Linked DNA regions of Homo sapiens: region 2 is linked to region 1. The links are chromatin contacts, found by Hi-C or POLR2A ChIA-PET in ENCODE. All regions are on one chromosome and are shown on one strand. Each heading gives the region's core, a stretch centred on a gene start or an enhancer-like site at or near the end of the contact. The rest is flanking DNA. Distances are from core to core; before and after follow the strand shown. Region 1 overlaps MTHFD2L (methylenetetrahydrofolate dehydrogenase (NADP+ dependent) 2 like). Region 2 overlaps MTHFD2L (methylenetetrahydrofolate dehydrogenase (NADP+ dependent) 2 like).

Region 1 (7,919 bases), core at 3,504-6,003:
TATACAGAAGCAAGAAGGCAATGTTATAGAAGTAACCATATCAACCAACACACTTCAAAGATGTCTGAAATAGAAATTCAGTCCATGCACTATAAACAGACTTATTCTAGATGGTTTTATCCATGAATTCGTGTCCAATATCCCTGATATTAATGACTTCCAAAATTATCACTCCAGAACAGAGCTCTCTCCCAAACCCCACACCCACATATCTCAACCCTCTCCTGGACTTTTCCACCTGAATATAACACCTAGTGTCATCAACTCAACACATTCACATTGAATTAATTATCTCCTCCCACTCACTCATCTTTACTTCTCTCAAACTTTGCTTCCTTTCTATATACCTTCCTTGTTAATGGCAACACCATATACTTAGTCTCTAAAGCCAGTAAGCCTTTCTAGTCTACTTCCTGTTTTTCCTTCTCACTTTCATCTACTCCTGTATTAGTGTAGAACTACATCAATGCTACTTCCAGTTTTATCCCTGCACAGGGGCTATCCAAGTGATCTTTCTAAAATTCAAATATGATGTTATTTCAGTGCTTCTAATTATTTAAAGGTTGCCTATGACCTACAGGATAAAATTAAAATTTCTTAATTTATTATGATATCTGGTTTTTCCTAAATGTTATGCTTCATCTTTCACAACTCACAGACAGGCACCTGTCATTTTGAAAGAGTAAATATTTTCTTTGCTATATGCATAGCATTTTATAGCTCTAAGCTGCCAGAAGTCTCATTGCCTTTTATTCTGCCTAGTGAATTTCTGTTCATTCTGTGGGATGAAACCCGACTCATTCATGTACTTTTCAGAGTCAGAGGAAAAGAGCTATTACTTCCTCTCCAATGATGCTCTCTCTCTCTGTTTTTATTTTTCAATCTATCTGTGTCTCTTACACACGTAAACACACACACACACACACACACACTGTCTCCTTTTCTAAACAGATAGACATGTACATATACATACATACATGTATCTAATATTGCACTAGCAAGCTGTATTACACTAATTTGTTTGCACATCTTTCTCCTCCACTAGTGTCTGGACTTCTCAAGAGCTGAACCAAGTTTATATATATATATTTTTCTAATGCCTGCTATATGGCTTAATATGTACCAGTGGCAAAATTAGTGTTTGCTGGATGGATGAATGAATGAGTCTCCAAGAAAATATGTATAAACTTAAACATTACAGAACTGTTCATAATAGCAATATATTGGAAATAGCATACATATTCATCAACAGAAAATGGATACTCAGCAATTGAGTATTATAGAAATAGTGCTACATCTATTAGCATGGGCAAACTTGAAAGTCATAGCATTAGTCAAAACAAAGCAAGTTATAGAAATATAAAACAGGTAGATTGAAAATATACATAATATTCACATCTGTCAAATTTAGGTATTGATAACATAAGTGTTAACGTTTTAATTAACATTATTCTTATACACTTTTGGGTATATTTAAGTATTTCCTAACATAAACCTTTTAAAGACCTGGACATAAAAATATAACAAAGTGATAATATCAAAGGCTACAGACATAACTTGAAAGGAAGAACCTCACTTCTTCCCAAGCCCATGATATACATGCATGGACCCAAATAGAATTAAGTTTAAATGATGTATCATTTGACCATCTAAAGTATATTTCCAAGGAAGTCTGTGATTCTCCACAGTGAAGAAAGATCTTTGATATAAATTGTTCTTTACTGAAGCTTTTTTGGATATTGCTATCAATGCTTGTTTTACTCATGAAAAATCAGAAATAGTACATATATATGTGTTGAGAGAAGAGCCTCAAAAGAAAAAAAATCAACCTCAGCTAACCATGTACTAATACCATAGATTGAAAAAACCTAGAGATGAAAAGATTCCCCCTTTTCAAAAGTCCCTGTAATTAGAACAAGTTGAGGAGAAAAACACAAGGGTCTCAGTCAAATGAAGAAAAAAAAATAAAACTTTGTGATGGTTCTGAGGTGATCGATCTTGGAAAAATGTTTTTGCTTATTTGAGGCTAACGAGCAAGGAAACATATAAAAGTTTGTACATGTTTTTGTACAGTCTATATTACCAAAGTATTAGAAAGTTAAAGTCTTTTCATAATAGATAATAAATTTTCATATATTTTCATTTAAAACATGTTGTAATTTTAGTGATTGGCTCACCACACAATAGGAGCTCACCACACAATAGGAGAATGAAGGGAAGGGAAACTACCTTCACTTAGTAGCCATTATGTGCTAAGGATGTAATTCTCATGACAGTTTATAAACACTAGTATTACTACCTCCATTTTGCGATAGCTGAAAATAAAGCCCAGAGAGTTAGATGTGATTTTTAAAGTTAAAATTGAATTTAAAACCAAACCCTCTTTACTTTAAAGACCACGTTTCTTTTGATACTACACCCCACTTCATATTTGAGTCCCCTTCCCCACACACTAGGCTTCTATCTTCTCTTGTGGAAAGATAAGGATCTAAAGCTTCATAGTATACTGATTGGTAATGGTAACAGGCCTGGAGAATGGGTTACAAACGAGACACAGCTATCTCCTCTCTCTGTTAAAACTTTACATAAATGCACAGGTAAGGTATGAAATATGCTTTAATATTAAACACACGTGTAAGCCTTTATTATACACCAAGCTTAAATGTTCATTTGTTTTTAGAATATAAGTAATAATTACTAAGAAAATAAACTTAAGACCAATACGATAAATATTATGGGTTACGATGCAAATAATCTAAGATGTTTACAGCTGTTTGCTGCATTATTCATAACAGTAAAACTCAGGGAACTATCTAAATGTCCAATAGTCAAGAACTGAATAAATAAAATTTAGTATATCCATAGCACTCAATACTATAGAGTCATTAGAAGTCTGTTTTGGAAGAAAGCATTTTATGAAGAAGCACGTACATGGTGTAGAGCTGCTAAATACAAATAGTATATACAAGGCAAAAGAATTGTTTAAATATTTAGATCTATGTATAAATATAAAACAGTACAAGGTCAAACATCAAATTGTTTACCTTATTTCACTTTGGTTGGGATTAAGGTTCTTTCCCTCCCTCTCTATTGTCCAAGTTTTCTAAGTTTTTGCAGTAAGGATGTATTACTGACACCAAGAAAAATATCAGTAGTCAGGCTGCCCTCTCAGGTATTGACAAAGCTCACTGCAGGCCAGGGAAGCTTTGCTTACTTAGTAACTTAGGCTTTGGGCATGGGTTGTGAGGGCCAGAATAGCCTGAGGTGGGAAGATGAGGTAGAAACAGAGAGAGAGGGAGACTGGGACGGTGGATAAAGGCCTGAGAGAAAAAAATCCCTTTCATCTAAGTGCCTCGGCCTTCCCTATCTCCCCTCTCAAAGTCAGGTTGTTCCAAAGGAGGGAGAGGCAATAAGGAATTCATCCAGGGAACAACATAATACACATCTATGAACAAGTGCTGATGTCATCCTGAGAAGGCATACATCTTAAGTATAAAAATAAAGTTTCCATAAAGTTGGTCCCTCATGTGTAAGTCACTTCTTAATTTATTTATGCTTATAAGAACTACTCTACTCTGATACTGTATTAGTATCAAAAGCAACCAAGAAGTATATTCTTTTAGTTATGCTAAGTTGTAGCTTAATAATCAACTGATTTATCATTTCTAAATTGTTTAAATATTCACATGCAATGCCTAACATAGAATACATTAACACATAACACTTATTGAATATTTGCAATATACTGGGCACTGTGCTATGCTCTTTACATGGATTGGCTAGCTTGATTACACTATGCAAAAGGTTTTTTTTTGAGAAGTGTTAAATATTCTTTATTTGGTATTACACATAAACCACACTAAAATGCCTTTCAATAAGTAAAAGGCATCATTTTAGATATGGGAAATTCTACTTAGATCAGCATAGTTAAGATCAAAAATATAAAGTAGACATCGCTATGAAAGGTTACTTTTATTATTATCATTTAAATCACATCAATGAACAGATTGAGATTCAGAAATGAGACCAAGCTCACAATCAGCAAGTCTCAGAGCTGGAATTTAAATCCTGGAATTCTTACTTTAGAAAGGCCTGTGCATTTTCACTACTCTGTACCATGAAAATAATGACAACTTTTAGGAAGGAGGGAAGGAACCCTTAAGTGGAGTAGCAGAGGCTAGCAAAAGAGGACAAGCTGGACAATAACAAATAAGAAATGAGATATGGAAAGGACTATAGTATGAGTGAAGCCATGAAATGTGCTGGCATCACTCAGGAAGCACTCAGGGCCGTAAGTGAGCAAGTTGTACTCCCGGGTTGCATGAGCTGTGGGGATGGTGGAGCTATTTCCTTGCCCCACCCCTTGGAACTTCTCCATGTCCTGGTTTCCTGAAAATTACGAACCCTGTTTCAAGGAGGAGGAAATACACCCGGGGGAAAACCCTATTGAGCCCTAGGATAATGTTTGATGGGAGTGTTTCTAAGACTTGATAATATGATTGGAGAAGTGGTGAAAGGAAATTCGTTGGTCACTTTGTACTTTATGACAAGTAAGTATGAATATTCTGAGTTACTAAATTGCCCATTTATCCTGTTTTATATCATGGTATCTGTCATTAAAAGTGTTGCAATAGACACTCTAAAGTTACAACTGTGAAGGTTCATTCGTCATGCTGGAAGGGATGGCTTAGTGGCCAAAAATGCCAGCTTTCACCACCGTGACACTGCATCCAGAGCTTGACATGCAAGTGGCATTGACTCAGCAGCTCATTTCCTGAATATAGTTTCAGAGTTTACTCAGATGGGTGGAGGGTAATGTGGACAATGTCTAAAAAAACTTGCCTATCCTGCTGAATAATGAAGATTCCTAGAATTTTACAGACTTAGGATAGCCTACAGTTTCCTTAAAGCAGATACGAGAAAGCCCAATGATCTCCAACATGATCTTAGAATTGATACTGGCTAGCTTTCCCTTCTTTATCAGTAGCTTGTGCAAAGCTGATTTAGCCTTTCCCTAAACTGCTCCTCCCCTTTCAACCATCCAGTACTCTTACTGTTCTTTAGATGTAATAGTCTCCTTACTCTTTCTTCACCTTTCCCATAATTTCTTTTTTTCTTTTTTCTTTTTTTTTTTTTTCTGAGACAGAGTCTTGCTCTGTTGCCCAGGCTGGAGTGCAGTGGTGTGATCTCGGCTCACTGCAACCTCCGCCTCCCGGGTTCAAGTGATTCTCCTGCCTCAGCCTCTTGAGTAGCTGGGATTACAGGCACCCACCACCACACCTGGCTAATTTTTGTATTTTTAGTAGAGACAGGGTTTCACCATGTTGGACAGGCTGGTCTCAAACTCCTGACCACAGGTGATCCACCCACCTGAGCCTCCCAAAGTGCTAGGATTACAGATGTAAGCCACTGCACCCGGCCACCTTTCCCATCATTTCTTAATCTTAACATTTACACCTAAATCACTCCATTCATACACTTAATGACATGAACTACTCTTTCATGAATAAATATTTCACTTTTTATTGCTTTAGCAACTACTTTATGATGACAAACTGGAATAATTTGGTAGTTCCCAAAAATAATGCTACAGTGTGTAAATCCAACAACTAGAATAATTCCATCTTAAAAAATTAGATTATATCGGCTAAATATGTATCAATTTGAAAAAGTTCTTATTGTAGTTATAATCTCAAAATCAACACAGCTCACATTTACTGGGCAACCACTATGTGTTAGATATTGTTCTAAGCACTTACCTAGCAAGCTTAAAAAAAAATACCACGCCTTTACCTGCTGTAGTCTAATGAAGATAACAACTATAAACAGGTACTATGTGCTATAACCATGGTACATTAAAGTACTCTAGAAACTTGTTAACTCTCTCTGTGAACTCAGAGATTTGGCTTTGAGTAGGGACTTGAAGCTACTTACTTCTAATTGCATAGTGTGACAGGGTCTGATTCTGCAGATCTAAGCTTCTAACTGAGTCTAAATCTCAATTTTGGGGGCAATTTTAAAAAGGTGAGTGATATATAAGCCAGTAGGAGTAGTACTATGAGAAACTGGAGGGATGACATTAATATTAAATAAGCTAATATTCATGTCTCAGGATCTTCACACAGGATTTCCTCTTTTACTTTCTTCAAGCTTGTGTCAAGATTTCATTACCACATTCTTCACTCTCATCTCTCAGACATTATCATTCTTTCTGATATATATCACGCAATCCTCCTCCTTCTACCCTGAGTTCTCCTAGATGAGGTTGTTTCCATATATGCTGACATTCTCATTATGACAGTGATCTAGCCCTCCCCGTTCTGGCTACCTCTGCCATTAGATCACTATTTCCTTTAAATACCCACTGCTATTTGTATTTGTTTAGTTCCCACACACAATGCATGATATGGTCATTCTGGCAATACTTTATTCCTATTGTCTGGTTATATGGGATTTATTTTTTATATTCACTCACATTCTTTCTATAATTTATAAATGCCTACATGTTTTATCCCTAACTTCTCCAGGTGATTATTAATTAACTGGAAATGTAGCAATCTTTAGTTGTTTCTTATAAATTCTCAATTTTCTTCCCCTAAATTTCCCATTGGCTAAATATTTATTTCTTCAAGAAGACTGCAGAACTACATACAAATCTGTCTTCTACATTCAACATACTTTTGTATTTAGTAAGAGGCATTAAAGGTGAAATAAAAAAGCAAGGAACAGGACTTCTTCCCACTGTCTTTGTTTAAAATGTCTTCTAACTAGTATTAGCATGGTGTATGGCCAACTTGGCTACATCTGAAGTAGCTGCTCACCTGACTGGCGCCCTCTGGTGGTAAGAAAATACCCTCAGCGGGATGCTTGTGGGACAGCCTCAACACCCACCACACCTAAAGCTTGAGTACCTCCTGGCTCCTGTCTTGTTTATTTTATATAGGCTTGAGTCTTCCTTGTCCTTCTGTTCCTTTATTTTCCTTTTCTTTTTCTTTTCCTGTCTTCTTTTTAAATATCTGTACTCAAGGCTGATTTAGGCCTTTACAAAGAAAGCTAGAGAGGATAAACTCAAGGAGGACAACAGTGTTGGCATTATGGCATAAGCTTTGACTTAGTTACAAGAGAATATCAGTGTTTCTTGCAAGTGGATTGTGATCACCCATGTGCCATTTGTCATAATAATAAAACAAACCACGAGTAGGAAGGCATGATGAGAGATTTTCCTCCACTAGAATAAAATACTCATTCAATATAATATTTGATAAATGTTATCTAAGGACAATAGTCAAATATTCTGTACAAGCTGTTAACATTAGTCAAATAATACCTTTTAAGGATAATGTAAACTTCATTCTTCCTAAGGTTAGAAACGGACAAAGATGAGCATTCAAATTCCTCTTTATTCAACAAATTCTGTGTCTTGTGTGTGAACAGAAGTGTCTCTAAAAAGAAGTCAGTATAATACTTATCTGCCATGAAGGTATCAGTGGCTGAAGCAGTATTTCACTTAATGCTGATCTGTGGTCTGAAAAAGTTTACTAACTCTCTAAACATGCCTGACTTCTGTCAATGCAGTTCAAAAATTTGCATTTGATATCACCCAAATGTAATTTTTTGGAAAAACAGGCAATGTGGTATGGTTATCTGTACCAGCTTACTGATTTTTTTTCTGGGAAAAAGAACATTTCTATTTTTACTCTATGAGGAGCCAACTACTGTTCCTGCAGTCATGTATATGTTCTAGGTTCCAGAAAAGGGCCTATAGAAGAATCAGATATTTTATTAAATTTGATTGAAACTATGTGTTCAAATACAAAACAAATTAGAGCAAAATCTAGACCCATTAAATGAAATTGCAATACCTCTCCTCTCTGTTTCTACTTTTACACCTCTAAAGTCAGTTTTTGACACAACTGCAG
Region 2 (7,919 bases), core at 3,207-5,706, 37 kb before region 1:
GTTAATATATTAAAAATAAAGGGAAAAAATGAAGGATGTAAAAATGGAAGTGCTTTAAAGGAAATCAAATGCCCAGTTTCTCATTTTACCCTTAAATTCACAAGGAGAAATTTCTTATAATGTTAAAAGAACAACCTTTTGATTGATATAGGTATGACCATATTAGCCTTAAACTCTTCTATTCTTATTCAACAGTCCCCTTGGAATAAACATACTATGCAGGTGGTGGGCATTTCCAATAACTCCTAAACATTCCTTATGTCCAGGCTTAGAACAGAAATACAGTCTTTCCTCCTCCGTGATCCCACACCTGTTAATTTGATACTCTGAAAGGGGAGTTGCCAGATTAAATGATGTCCTGATTTATCTCTTTCTTAAAATCCCTTAGGATGCCCTATTCATAGCTAGTTTCGATAGCGACGTAGACTTACCAATACCTTTGTATCCAAATCAAGCCCAAATTGAAGATATCAAAGCGATGCCAGAATTTTTGTGGGTAAAACTTTGGTATTATCATCAACATTATTGGGGCTACATCTATCCAGCTTCAGATTGACTTCTGTCTGAACTTACATAATACCCTCTTAAAACTACTAGCTATACTTCAAAGAGAATAAAATACCTAGGAATCCAACTTACAAGGGATGTGAAAGACCTCTTCAAGGACAACTACAAACCACTGCTCAATGAAATAAAAGAGGATACAAACAAATGAAAGAACATTCCATGCTCATGGATAGGAAGAATCAATATTGTGAAAATGGCCATACTGCCCAAGGTAATTTATAGATTCAATGCCATCCCCATCAAGCTACCAATGACTTTCTTCACAGAATTGGAAAAAACTACTTTAAAGTTCATATGGAACCAAAAAAGAGCCCGCACTGCCAAGACAATCCTAAGCCAAAAGAACAAGCTGGAGGCATCATGCTACCTGACTTCAAACTATACTACAAGGCTACAGTAACCAAAACAGCATGGTACTGGTACCAAAATAGAGATATAGACCAATGGAACAGAACAGAGCCCTCAGAAATAATACCACACATCTACAACCATCAGATCTTTGACAAACGTGACAAAAACAAGAAATGGGGAAAGGATTCCCTATTTAATAAATGGTGCTGGGAAAACTGGCTAGCCATATGTAGAAAGCTGAAACTGGATCCCTTCCTTACACCTTATACAAAAATTAATTCAAGATGGATTAAAGACTTAAATATTAGACCTAAAACCATAAAAACTCTAGAAGAAAACCTAGGTAATACCATTCAAGGCATAGGCATGGGCAAGGACTTCATGTCTAAAACACCAAAAGCAATGGCAATAAAAGCCAAATTGACAAATGGAATCTAATTAAACTAAAGAGCTTCTGCACAGCAAAAGAAACTACAATTAGAGTGAACAGGCAACCTACAGAATGGGAGAATATTTTTGCAGTCTACTCATCTGACAAAGGGCTAATATTCAGAATCTACAAATAACTCAGACAAATTTACAAGAAAAAAACAAACAACCCCATCAACAAGTGGGCGAAGGATATGAACAGACACTTCTCAAAAGAAGACATTTATGCAGCCAACAGACACATGAAAAAATGCTCATCCTCACTGGCCATCAGAGAAATGCAAATCAAAACCACAATGAGATACCATCTCACACCAGTTAGAATGGCAATCATTAAAAAGTCAGGAAACAACAGGTGCTGGAGAGGATGTGGAGAAATAGGAACACTTTGACACTGTTGGTGGGACTGTAAACTAGTTCAACCACTGTGGAAGACAGTGTGGCTATTCCTCAGGTATCTAGAACTAGAAATACCATTTGACTCAGCCGTCCCATTACTGGGTATATACCCAAAGGATTATAAATCATGCTGCTATAAAGACACATGCAGATGTATGTTTATTGCGGCACTACTCACAATAGCAAAGACTTGGAACCAACCCAAATGTCCATTAATGATAGACTGGATTAAGAAAATGTGGCACATATACACCATGGAATACTATGTAGCCATAAAAAATGATGAGTTCATGTCCTTTGTAGGGACATGGATGAAGCTGGAAACCATCATTCTCAGCAAACTGTTGCAAGAACAAAAAACCAAACACTGCATGTTCTCACTCATAGGTGGGAATTGAACAATGAGAACACTTGGACACAGGAAGGGGAACATCGCACACCGGGGCCTGTTGTGGGGTGAGGGAAGGGGGGAGGGAAAACATTATGAGATATACCTAATGTTAAATGACGAGTTAATGGGTGCAGCACACCCACATGGCACATGTATACATACGTAACAAACCTGCATGTTGTGCACATGTACTCTAGAAGTTAAAGTATAATAATAATAATAATAAAAAGAAAAAAATAAAATGAATTTTGGACAAAAAGAAAACCACTAGCTAATGACTAAAACTAACCTTTATCTTTCTATTTAAAAAAAGAATACCTAAAAACCCCATTGTGTAGGGATACAGATTCATTCAGGACCTTAGGTCCGTAAATAGAATATTTATTCTCCATGGTAGCAAATTTGAATTCTATTTTATCTTTGTGCATCCTAAGGCTACATGTTTTACAGTTTTAGATCTGTATTTTGTTTTCTTTAGTGTCTCCTTGGATCAAAATAATCTATACTTATCTGCCTTCTTCTGGAAATATCAAATAATACACCTCTGCTATTATGCCTTAGAGTTTACTAAGGCACTATCACACTTTTGACAAGTCTTCCGCCTGGACCTAAATAATTTCAAATTTCTGTGTAATTCTACTCATATCATACTGGTGAGGATTTGAGGCAGAAAATATATTTCAGAAGATAGAAAATCAGACTCTGAATTTGAAGTTTCAAACAGTTCAAAGTGCTTTTATGTTATGCTGGTCCATCAGCAGACATATCCCTGAAGTACATAGGTAATGAAAGTAGACATAATTTATTCATACATTATTTATACATTATTTATTATTATATATAATGTATTTGTTATGCATTACAAGTATAAAAAACAAGCTACTAGATTTTATAGAAACATTTCCTGCTGTAAACTCCCATTATGATATTTAGCAGTTTTCAAAACTCCCATATTAGTTATCTGAGTTTTCAATAAACTATATTAACTCCAAATTCTGAGTCATTCAGTAGCATATGAAATTGAATTGTTACATACCTATAATATTATCATTTAGAAAATTCTGTCTAACAAAGATAATTATACACTAACGCACAAAGAAGGCTTATGGAGAAAAACTTGTGTTTTTTCCCCCCAAGCTAATTAATCCTTTTATCAACTTATTTCTGGCAAAAGAAAGGGTTTCTTACTAATGCAGAATTTCAAAAGTAATTGAGATGATAATATTAGAGTAAAACAGTCTCCTTGGGAAACTTAGTAAGAAGATTTCTGATTTATCTAAGATTTTTCTGTTTCAGGTGAAAATCTCTTTGATAAGTAAATGAACCAATGGATCATCTATATAGATTCACACTACTTTAAAGCTTATGTCTTTCTCATCAAGGGATTGTAAATATGCTATTTTGTGATTCATTATATGACAAATATAAAATAAATCACCAATGTTGCCTAGGCAAAAAAATACCGAATAAAGGTAACATAGAAAAAAATGATAGCAATACCTAAAGCAAACAGAGCACTAGTCTACACCCTAGGAGCTAAGCTTTCCCTAATGTGAAGGTGTGACCATTAGCTCTTCAGCTAGTGGGAGGCTATATCCTTATTCTCCCTAATTACAGCCGCAACTGGATATTTTCATATGTGTATTTGATAATCTCAGAATTGAGTTTACATGAATTAAAAAAAATTAATCACTTCCCTATGGATACTCCTATCATAGTCATCTGTAACTCTTCATGAAATGGCTCAGTCAAGCCATCCTGATAAAAGGAAGCGCCATATTTACACATCACTTTAATTAGTAGAGTTCAAAGGACTGTGTAAACATTATCTAATTAAACTTCACAACAATTCAGTGAAGCAAGAAAAGGTTTACCCATTATCCTCATTCACAGAAGAAAGATTTTGAGGTGCTGAGAGGCTAAATGATTTCTTGGTTTCACAATGATGAGTCAGAGGTAAGGCTGGGAACAAAACCAGAACTCTAACTCAGATATAAAAGGAACACCATGGAAATGCTTACTCAGGTGGATCACTTCTTCAGCTGGAAATTGTCCTACTACATAAATAAAGATAATAATTAGAGTGGAATTTGTGTGAATGTATGCTTCTTTCTAGATTAGAAAAACTTTCTTCAGCATTATTTGCTTTGCAGACAGTAATATAATGGCTAAATGCATCCTAGATAAATAGAGCCTACATTAGTAATACAAAAACCTCAGTGTCTTCTCCCAGGTATCCTCCTGTTATTTCTAGAAATCCTCAAAAAGTGTTTACAACCCAGTGAGTCAGTGGCAGTGACCACAGAACATTTCCTGTTCTTTTTCTTTTCTCTGGCTTCTTTGGTTCCTATCTGAACAGATATGCCTATCATGCCTGTCATGAGAATAATATTCATGCCAAGGACAATATCTGAATGCCCCCAAAGCTTCTATTCCTTGTGGTACCAGGATGGTGCTAGGTTCCTTACAGAGCTCAGGGCCAGTAGGGCTCTGCTCTGTGCCATATTGGATCGTCTAGGGCTTTGGAATCCTCTTATATTCAGAAATTCATAGGATCATTCAAGTAGTTCCATCACCTTCTGCCTTGGACCATATTTCTGCAAAGTCAATGGACCTGTGGGGTCCAAATGTGTGCTTCTCTTTTCTTCCTCCCATCAATCAAACCTTATTCTCTGAGGGCACCTGTAATCCCAGAACTTTAAGAGGCCAAGGTGGGAGGATCGCCAGAGCCCAGGAGTTCAAAACCAGCCTGGGCAACATAGGGAAACCTTGTCACTACAAACAGCAACAAACAAACAAGCAAACAAACAAAGCTGGACATGGTGGTGCATGGCTGTGGTCCCAGCTACTTGGGAGGGTGAGGTGGGAAGATTGCTTAAGCCCGGGTGGGCAGGGGTGGGCGGTGGATTGAGGCTACAGTGAGCCACGATGGCGCCACCAGCCTAGGCAACAAAGTGATATGCTGTCAAAGAAAGAAGAAAGAAAGAAAAGAAAGAAAGAAAAGAAAGAAAGAAAGAAAGAAAAAAGAGAAAGGAAGAAAGAAAGGAGAAAGAAAGGAAGAAAGAAAGAGAGAAAGAGAAAGAAAGAAAAGAAAAGAAAAGAAAAGAATAGAATAGAAAAAAGAAATGTATTTCCTGCAAACAGACACCAATGCACTTGGGGAATGAGGAGAGACTGCAGGCCAGTAGGGACAATAGGCAAGGGTCTATATTACCAACTGTCATGTTATTCACAGAGTATTAAAGTCGAATGGAATGGGTTTCAAACATTTTAGAAACATTTATTTAAAGGAAAATTGTTTACCAAGCTCAGTGTGTAAAAGGATCAAAGCAAGGAGAGGTATATTAGTTGAAAAGAGGTAGAGGGGAGCTCTGCTACCAGCCAAATCCCTTTAGGTTCCCCAGAGCTCAACTTGAAAAACCAATTAGTCCAATTTCTTTCTTTTAAAGATGTACCTCCTGAAAGCCAGATAGTCTAGATAATACAAAGAAATGAGGCCTGATATTTAGAAAACAAATTACTTTTTTACAATCCCTAGTATTCCCCTCTTATGCAGTCTTAGATTTTCCCTTCTCCTACAACCTTTAAGCATTCTAGCAGCAGCTAAGGCATTCAGTGCTGATTGACTCAGAAAAGTGATAGACAGGAGAGAAGTGGAGACCTTACTTCTTAGCTTCAAGATTTCAAAAGCCTAGCACTTTAGAAGAACAGAGAGACTCAAACAAGAAAATGGAAGGGTTGAGTTCGAAAAGTCAGGAGAGTTGGAGAAGTGGTGAGAGCTTAGACTTCAGAGGTTCCCAGGGAGATGTTGCTAGTCAATGCTCCCTGGGCTGTGTCTTGGAGAACTGGCAAAATCCCTAGTTTTGGTTTTGGAAATCCAAAAACAAAAATATATTTTTCCTATAGCCTGTGTAGTGGTTGGAAAGGTGGTATGGTCCCAAATAATTAAATAGATGGAAGGATGGCTAAAGCAGATGCCTTAGACACTGTCTTAGCATTTCCTGTGTACCTAAGGATGACAGGGTAATAGAGAGATTAAAGCAATTGGGCAAAAAGGAGCACTTCTGCAAGTGCATGTGTAGGCAGTTGGACAAGGACCAAATCAGATGATGACTAGCTCATTTGATGAGAGTTTAGAAACATAATAGTGAAAACTAAATGCCCCTACCATGTCTTGATACTTATATGAAACCTCTGGAACAACATAAGAGTCCACATAGATGAAGCTTGAGTTTCTGCTATGTTCCAGTAACTTTCAAAGGTTGTAATGAAAAAGTCAATAAAGTTTGAGAAAGGAGTGCTTAATGGATGTGTACAGATACAATGGTCTGAATCATTGGTTATCAAATTACTGAACTGTTCTAAAAATTAAATCAGATATACAAATATCAGAATCTAACACATAAATAATTGACTTCAACATATTTAAAGCACTTTGAAAGAAAAATTAAATGGTGCTTTGTTTGTTAAAAGAAAAAAAGTAATGACGTCTCCACATCTGCAAATTAGGCAAACTGCATTTCTTCTTCACCCATCATACAAAGTATTGCTCTCGAAATCTTGCTGGACAAATGTTGATATAGAGAATATTAAGCTTAGCAAATCATATGATATACCAAAGTACTATTTTACAATGTATTTTAATATTATTCATGACAAAAATAGTATGCATGACAAAAATACTAGCCATGGCAATTTTAAGTGCTTGTCTAGGTACCTTTGTTCCTTGGCTAAAATCTAAGGCTCAAGTTCAGATTTCAGGTTTTCCAGCTTAATAACTCAATAACCTTGGACAAGTGTCCATGTAATCCTGTTTCCTTCCCTGTATAATTGCGATAATAGTAGTCCTTCATAAGACTGGATAGAGAAGTAAATGAATAATGTATATAAAGTGTGTAGCACATTGCCTGGCACATCAAAAATATCATAGCCAATCCACACTGAGAGTATGCCACAGTTATTCACACATTATTAAGAGGTCTTGCACGTTTCCACTTACCCTCTGCCATTTCTGCCATGGCCATGAGAAGGTCATATCTGGGCCTGTATGCTGGTCTCTGGATAAGGATGAGACACGTGTGGAGCAGCTACAGTGCATCACACAAACCCACATTAGAGCAGAGCCCTGGCAGACTTGCAGACACATAAATAAGCCAGTTGAATTACAAACAAATGAATGAATCAATCTGAGATTAGCTGAGCTCAGCCTAGTGTGTCAATCCCCCACCAAACCATAGATGTGTGGGTTAGAATAATGATGACTATTGTTTTAAGCCACTGAGTTTTGACATGATTTCTTCCACAGCAATAGCATGAAGTAAAAAAAAAAGTTCTTACTCTCAGTTATAACTAAAATACTTGAAATACGGGTTATAAATTGATATATACTCATCAATTGAAATGTGTTACACATGTACAGTGAATTTGTTTTCCAATAGATCTTAATATCTCCACATGTGATAATATGGAAGGTTTCTTATTACTCCTTCAAATCACTGTACACAAGAACTTCTCATTCATAATCCCAAATAAATCAATTTACTTTTTGTTTCTAGAAAATTAAATAACATATTAAGGTATAGAAACAAATAACAGAAAGTAGTAAAAAAAGAAAAGAAATCCATTAATATTAACGCTGCTGAAACTCAACCAATAATAAGCACTTTGGAATATTTACCTCAAGTCTTTTTTTTTAAGTTTGTACTTAAAAATATTAAAACAATTGAACTATAAATTCACTGCCCTTAAAAATATTAGAATAACAGATATAGATAAAGCATCT

What was found. A loop is a pair of places that touch in the nucleus more often than their neighbours do. ChIA-PET counts read pairs that join two places held with the same protein, here RNA polymerase II (POLR2A). Pooled maps may share reads with other maps.
Region 2: a loop to region 1 is called in a map of PC-3, with 4 times the contacts of the local background. The contact joins two enhancer-like sites. A Hi-C loop is called at or near these places in 5 of 168 maps with a recorded cell type or tissue (HCT116, MCF 10A, PC-3 and 2 more) and 1 of 50 pooled maps. POLR2A ChIA-PET finds 5 or more read pairs at or near these places in 3 of 52 experiments (AG04450, MCF 10A and OCI-LY7).

Annotation. Positions count from the first base shown.
Region 1 is chr4:74,227,810-74,235,728 of GRCh38, reverse strand. The region is part of intron 6 of MTHFD2L (methylenetetrahydrofolate dehydrogenase (NADP+ dependent) 2 like); the gene reads right to left. Among named protein-coding and RNA genes, the nearest start is that of MTHFD2L, 74 kb to the right of the region's middle. RefSeq lists a silencer at 6,862-6,931. Within about 2 kb of position 4,753, at least 10 of the 41 ENCODE cell types and tissues checked have a DNase peak (open chromatin) inside an H3K27ac peak, as active enhancers do; they include PC-3, where a contact is called at or near this core.
Region 2 is chr4:74,264,613-74,272,531 of GRCh38, reverse strand. The region is part of intron 6 of MTHFD2L (methylenetetrahydrofolate dehydrogenase (NADP+ dependent) 2 like); the gene reads right to left. Among named protein-coding and RNA genes, the nearest start is that of EPGN, 40 kb to the left of the region's middle. Within about 2 kb of position 4,456, at least 4 of the 41 ENCODE cell types and tissues checked have a DNase peak (open chromatin) inside an H3K27ac peak, as active enhancers do; they include PC-3, where a contact is called at or near this core.